Linked DNA regions of Homo sapiens: region 1 is linked to region 2. Evidence: chromatin contacts called from ENCODE Hi-C or POLR2A ChIA-PET data. All regions are on one chromosome and are shown on one strand. Each heading gives the region's core, a stretch centred on a gene start or an enhancer-like site at or near the end of the contact. The rest is flanking DNA. Distances are from core to core; before and after follow the strand shown. Region 1 has its middle 89 kb from the start of CHST15. Region 2 has its middle 98 kb from the start of CHST15.

Evidence for each region. A loop is a pair of places that touch in the nucleus more often than their neighbours do. ChIA-PET counts read pairs that join two places held with the same protein, here RNA polymerase II (POLR2A). Pooled maps may share reads with other maps.
Region 1: a loop to region 2 is called in a map of ovary, with 2.6 times the contacts of the local background. The contact joins two enhancer-like sites. A Hi-C loop is called at or near these places in 1 of 168 maps with a recorded cell type or tissue (ovary), 1 of 37 single-sample maps with no recorded cell type and 4 of 50 pooled maps. POLR2A ChIA-PET finds 5 or more read pairs at or near these places in 1 of 52 experiments (H1).

What each region holds. Positions count from the first base shown.
Region 1 is chr10:124,181,116-124,184,319 of GRCh38, forward strand. No RefSeq gene overlaps it. Among named protein-coding and RNA genes, the nearest start is that of CHST15, 89 kb to the left of the region's middle. Within about 2 kb of position 1,340, at least 2 of the 41 ENCODE cell types and tissues checked have a DNase peak (open chromatin) inside an H3K27ac peak, as active enhancers do.
Region 2 is chr10:123,993,445-123,997,136 of GRCh38, forward strand. No RefSeq gene overlaps it. Among named protein-coding and RNA genes, the nearest start is that of CHST15, 98 kb to the right of the region's middle. RefSeq lists enhancers at 1,161-1,723, 1,724-2,286. Within about 2 kb of position 2,112, at least 18 of the 41 ENCODE cell types and tissues checked have a DNase peak (open chromatin) inside an H3K27ac peak, as active enhancers do.

The DNA.
Region 1 (3,204 bases), core at 90-2,589, 190 kb after region 2:
GTGACTCAGCACAGTGGGTTTCTAGAGAAGTGAGTCACTTGCTCTAGAATATTATCCCTGTATCTAACCCAAATCCCCTCCTGGGCCAAGGAAAACCCATTTCCTTTTGGGCCCTTGGCTGACTTTAGATCTGCTAAGTAATCAACATAGACCATGGGACGCTTCCATGCACGCACATGCACTCAGCCTTGGCCTCCAAAGCGTTGCCCTTCCATATCCTCCCCACTGTCCAGGCCTCCTCCACCCTCGCTCAGAACCTGTTACCAGCAAGCAGTCCTGACTCTGCACTTCTGCAGGTAGGGTTCCATTCCACATGCCCTGCAGATGAGACAGCACGCTGCCATGAGGACACGGTTTCCGCCTTGCTTTCCTTGGCGTCTGAGGACCCCCAACCCCTGCAAGCTAGCTGTCCCATCCGATTCCCTATCTTTCCCTGTGGTTCTGCAATTTGCTCGCTTCCTCTTGCCTGGGCCCAACTTCAGGGGCTCACTCTCCTAACCTGGGGACCTTTCCTAGCAGCCCTTGGGGAACAAGGTAGGACAGAGGTTTGAGCACATGGGCTTTGGAGTTAGTCACCTGCCAGCCGCTGCTCTGCCAGGTGTGATTTGCTTTTGGAATTTCGGTGAGTGACTCGACCTCCCCAAGCTCAAGTTCATGCTCCTAGCCACACAGGGCTGTTGTGATGGATAAATGAAATAGCACATGTGACAGGGCTTCGGCCCAGGGCAGGGACTCAACACGTCGAATTCTTGTTTCCTTTAATACGTGTCTCAGAGGAACGCAAAGAGGATTAAATGGAATCATAAAGTGCCTAGCACAGTTCCCAGCTCCAGCAGACACTCCATAAACAGAACTTCCTGCTTTCTCCCCACCACCTTCTCCTCTGTTCTAGTGTTTGTTTTAGAGCAATATGGTGGAGCTATTTACTAAGGAGCACCAGCCTGTCTTGGAAGCTGGGGTGGGAGCAGGTGACGGCGGTTTGGGCTGGGCAGGTCAGGGCCTCAACTCAGCTAGGATTCTGTGCGTCTGGGCTCGGGGTGGCTCTGAGGTCAGGCCCGAGGCATTGGAGCAGTGGCCGCCAGCCCATTTTCCATCTCTGCCTGTCCTCCGAGAAGCCTCCCAAATTTACCTCCACCCTGTGCTGCTCTTTAACCAAAGCCCGTTTAGTAGATTCGGTAATCATGTACTCTCACTAAAAATAAACCGGGCCACACAGTCCCTGAGAAAGGAGAGCTCAGATTAGAGGTCAAATTCCTCCCCTCCTCGTAGGGTCCAGAGTGCCCAGGGACAGCAGCAGGGCAGGGAGTCCCTGTCAATCTCGCTTGTTGGGGAGGGCGCTCCAGGAGGAGCAGTGGACAGGCTCCCCGCAGGCCACTGGCTTCCCACGGAGGTCCACAGCAAAGCGGTGGCGTTTTCTTCTCAGGGCTAGCTCTACCTCACGGCTGCTTTCCATCTCCCCAGCGTCAGCTGCCATGAAAGGCCTTTTTGCTTTGGCCCAGTCCCTGCAACATAAAATCCTTGATGGATATTGCAATGGTCACCTCACTTGGGATCCCATTGTTTTTCAGTTTTCCAAAGGGCCATCTCTAGCACGTCACGGTGCAGAGGACAGGAGCCATATAGGAGCCTCTGAGCAGCGTATGTTCAGCACTGATATTTGTCATCGTCCAGTTCTGGTCTCTCACAGCTAGGTCTACTTCTTCTAGAAGGCGGTTGAACAAAGAAGTTGAGCACATGAGTTTGGGAATGAAATGAAACTGAATGTGAGTCCGGCTCTGACATTTAGACACGGTACCATGGGCACCTGCCCCTCTGGCCTCAATTCTGTCATCTGTCAAATGAGAATTCTAGAGTAAAGACATAGTGAACCTACCTCAAGGGGTAACTTACGTGTCAGATAAGCGAATGCATGCAAATGTTCATCATGGCTCTGGCACTGGATGAAGATGGCAGTGTGCATGCATTATCACTGTGAAGACTCTTACTATTATAAAGTGGTTTTGAGCAGGGCTTGAGGGAGAGCATTCCTTCTCTTTTTGGATCGTGATTAGGAAGTTACTCTTTAGGCAAAGGGGGATCAGCCCCCGACCCCACTCATGTCTTCCCACCTCGCATCCCTGTTGCATGGGGTTTCAGAAGGGAAATAAGAGGGCATTTCCAGTAACACGTGCAGGTGGCAGACAGCGCGCAGGGAGCACTGGAGCACAGCACAGATGCCTGTGACGGTCACGTCATTCCTAATGGGGCTCCTACAAGAGAATGGCCTCCTGCACCTGAAGGCAGGGTCCCAGGACAGGACAGGACAGGACAGGGGGACACGCAGGGAGAAGTTTCTGAAAACAACACAGCCAGAGGAGGGGTAGGGGCCTGAAGGAAGGAGGACCTGGCAGAGCAGTGAGGGCCTGAGGGACACAGAGCAGGATGGGCATGTCCCACGTGAGGGAGGACATGGAGTATCTTAGTTGGAGCCCAGGTGCTGGAGACACACCGCCCTCATCAACTCTCAGCTCCACCACCTACCGGCAGGACAGTTGGGGTACCAGTGTGAGCGTCCACTCTTTTTCTATGACAGGGTGTGATAATAGAGCATTTGTCAAGGGACTGTGGTCAGGATTCAGCATGCACAGCCATGGAAAGCCCCACAGCACCAGGCATGGTGGTGAATGGAGCCACGGGTACATCCAGGTATGAAAAGCCACCAGCCACAGCCTCTTCCGCCTTTGATGGCAACCTCCTCCTGCACCCCCAGGCTGCCTCCCGTGGTCTCGCCTGCTCTTCCTCTGTACCTCACTCCCTTCCTCCCATCCTCGCCTGGGAGGTTGAGGCTGCAGTGAGCTGTGATTGTGCCACTTCACTCCAGGCTGGGTGACAGAGTGAGAACTTGCCTCAAAAAACAAAATAAAAACAAAAAAATTACCCAGCCTCAGGTATTTCTTTATAGTGATGCGAAAACAGACTAACATAATTAGTAAATGTATTCTTCAAATAAAGACAAAGAGAAAGAATAAGCAGAGGCAATAGCAGAGAAAAAGACCCAGAAGTGAGGGGGCCTGATATACCCAAAGAATAGAGAGAATTTCCATCTGAGTGGCTCTAAGAATAGAGCTATGAGAGCTAAGTCAAGAAGTGTGGCTGGGTCAACTCATCCTGGGTCAAGTAAACCTGGGAAGCCACTGGGCATTTGCTATGAGCCCTGAGAGCCTA
Region 2 (3,692 bases), core at 862-3,361:
AAACCACCATGGCACATGTATACCTATGTGACAAACCTTCATGTTCTGCACATGTATCCCAGAACTTAAAGTAAAATTTAAAAAAAAAAAAAGTGCAGCCAAGCGTCACAGATTGGATCTTCTAAGTGTGTCTTTTAGGCAGAGCAGGGCATGTGGATTTATCTGCGTTATCTCGGCTTTTCATTGAGGCTGCGGACACTCCTAAGCCTGCACAGTAGCGGCTTATTATCCAGACCCTCTGTCCCTTGGAACCCCAACCCCAGCCCTAGCCCAGCCCAGTAAATCTCCTTCACTGCCGGAGGGGCGAGAGCAAATGGAGAGGAGGAGAGAGAAAGCAAGTAAAGGAGACGAGAGGGCAGAAAGGACTCAAAGGCAAAGTGGACAGGGGAGGGGAAGGTCAGGGCCAAGCAGGATGAGCACCTGGGTCCAAGATGGAAATCCCAGACCTCAGCGTGTTGAACTAAGGCTGGGAAGGTGCTCAGATAACACAGGGAGGCCCTGGGAATAGGGCCAGGGGTGTCGGAGCCCAGCGGCCCCTGGACCTGTTCCATCCTGTTCCATCTAGGAATAGAATGGTTCAGGGAACAGGGATAAGCAGAGCCTGCCTGCATAGGACTACGAGGACACAGACGCAAGGCTTAAGGAGAGAAGAGAGGCAGAGAGGAGACGGGAGAGGCCAGGGAAGACAGAATGCTGGGGAGAAGTGGAGAAGGCAGAGGCAGGCAATGGTGAAAAAGGATAGGACCCTGGTGTGTTTGCAGACAGGCCCCTGATCCTGCTCCAGGAACTCCCCATCACTATCACGCCCACTTCCAAGGCCTCCCTGGGGATAGTGGTGGCTCCTTCCGAGGCCCTCCTCAACCGTCCACAGTCCTAGGAGGGGGCTTGAGAACAAAGTACAGCTGGCTCAGGACAAGGTTTTGTAAGGGTTCAGAAGAGAGGGTTGGGAAGGGGCAACTGTCCCAGGGTGGAAGGACTAGGAGGGCAGAAGGGTGGGGAGGAGGTGTCTGCGCACCTACCACTTCCAGCGGAGCTGCTGGGCGGCGCTCCTGAGAAGGCCGTGGGAAAAGCCCACAGACGGAGGAGCAGCTGGGCGCACCTCTGGGGGCCGCCACATTCACTCCTTTCCCGCAACTGGGCTTCTTCAGAACTACGCTCTTGATTGGCTGAGCTGAGACCCAGTCTTTCACCCTCCAACGCCCTCATCCCGGGGTCCCCCTTGGTGTCAGGAGTTCCCTAGCCAGGTGAGAGGTGAGCCGCGAAGCCAGGGGAGTGTCCAGCCGGCAGCCTGTCTCCGGAAGGCCGGGAGGGAAAGGCTTCCTGGCTGCAGTGTCCACATCGGCCACCAGGGGGCAGCGCAGGGCTGCCTTTTAGCGCCTCCTGGTCTCCAGTGAGCTGGTCCGCAGAACCCCAGGGGCGTGGGGACGGGGCTGCCACTCCCGGACCCGCCCCCTTCCACACCCTTCCCGCAGCTCCTCTGCAAAACGCCTCAGGAATTCAATCAGCTTGGGGAAAGTGGCGAGTTTTCAAAAGGCAATAAAGAGGCAGATCTATAAGGGCCCCTTGAAATCCTCCGTATTCTCACCCCGTTCAGAGGCTGGGGAAACTGAGGCTCAGAGAGGTTAAATTGCTTGCTTAAGATCGTCCAGCTCTTTCTCTGGCCCCCCAGTTCGGTTCTCTCTCCAGACATCCACTGCCTCCGCATCAGGAACATCGCTCCACTGCTGCATATCTGGGGATAGGGATGGAGGAATCCGGGCAGCCATCATGGAGGAAGCAGCAGCACTTGAACTTGGCCTTGGGGTGGGGTAAGAGGCGGACTCAGTTGAACAATGTGGGGGTGGGCACTCCTGGTGGAGTCACCTCGTGGGCAAAGGCAGGAGGCAGAGGCCTGGGGTCCCGGGAGGCAAGTGGTTTCTTAGGAGAAGTAGGAAGATAGCGGGGATAGGAAGTGTACCCATATCCCGAGGTCCTTGCAGGCTGCCCAGGTCTCTGCCTTTAGAATTGCGGGGTGGCTCGGCCCAGGAATTTTCCTGAATTCCATTATGCTGAAAGCGCAGAGTATGGCAGGAGACCTCCTGATTATCTCATGTGGAGGTGGGAGTAAGCAAATAGTCTCCCCCGCCACTGGGGCACGAGCCAGCTGCCCCTCCGCGGCCGGGAGCCCAACCCTGGGGAAGAGAGCAGCCACGCCCCATTCCTCCACCGTGACTCGAACCTTCAGCTGCTGGAGCCCCTGGCCACCGGGGCCCCGTATTGACCTCAGAATTGGCCGCGTCTGGGGCGGCTCGAGGTTCCTGGGCTCTGAGCAAGCGTCAGCCTGTGAGGTGGAAGGGCCCAGGGCACAGCCGGTCCCATCTGCTCAACAGCGCCTGCGAAGAGCCCCATGGCCAGCAGCACACTCAGCTCGGCTCTGGCCTGCAGGGGGATGTGGGACAGGGAGGGGATGCAGTGAAGGCAGCGGTGGAGCCCAGGACGGAGTTTCTGTCCCTGGGAGTCTGGGCACACAGTGGGTCGCAGGGGAGGAGGAGGCCCTGCTGTCCTGGCATTGCTGTTGCTTCCACAACCTGAAGATGGCACCCAACCCTGACCTCAGCCCTCCCTACCTGCAGCAGCTCGGTCTGGCCTCCCAGCCCCAGACCATGTCTGAAGTCATTGAGTCCACACGGTTCCACCGCCTCCTTGGAAACCCTTTTCAGAGACTCAGAGTTGAGAAGCTGAAGCTGGGACTCGAGCTCTGGGGACCAGCAGACCTGAGATCAAGGACCAGCTCTTCTCCTTACTAGCTGAGGGGACTGAGCCCCAATTCTCCCACCTTTATAATGGCGGAACCAGAATAAAGATAAAACCTCCTCCTGGGGTTGCAGTGAGGATCTAATGAGACACGAGGAGACGCCCCAGCACAGGGCGTGGCACTCACCCTGTGTTCAATCATAGCTGGCCCTGTTATGACCGTTTTCATCCCCTTTACCATGGATGGCCTCTCATCTGGCCATTGCAGGTGACAGGTGTGTCCATGTCCCCTAGACATCCTGGGCGTGCTCAGCTCTCCTGGCTTTCAGCCGTTTGGCAAAACACCCTCCAGCTGATCTTGTATTTACCACAAGTCAATTGTGTTTGCCCCCGAGCCTTTTTCATGCCAGCTGTTCTTGATATTATGAAGGCACAGGTTAATTAAATATCATATAAGCTAGCAAGTTTTCAAACTAGTTGGGTTTGTTTGTTTGTTTTCAGAGGTGGGGTCTTGCTCTGTCCCCCAGGCTGGAGTGCAGTGGCATGATCACAGCTCACTGCTGCTTCAAATTTTGGTGCTTAAGTGATCCTCCCACCTCGGCCTCCCAAGTAGCTGGGACCACAGGTGTGTGCCACCACATTCTGCTAATTTTTATTTATTTATTTATTTATTTACTTACTTACTTACTTACCTACTTTGTAGAGACAGGGTCTCACCATCTTGCCCAGGCTGGTCTCAAACTCCTGGGGTCAAGGGATCCTCCTGCCTCGGCCTCCTAAAATGCTGGGATTAAAGGTGTGAGCCACCATGCCCAGCCTCAAACTGTTTAAAGATTCCTTTATACTCTTAAAAATCATTGAAGATCCCAAACAGCTTTTGTTTCAGTGGCTTGCATTGATTGATATTGACTATCTTCAAAATTAAAGATGAGAGACTTTCAAAGCACAGAGACACACAA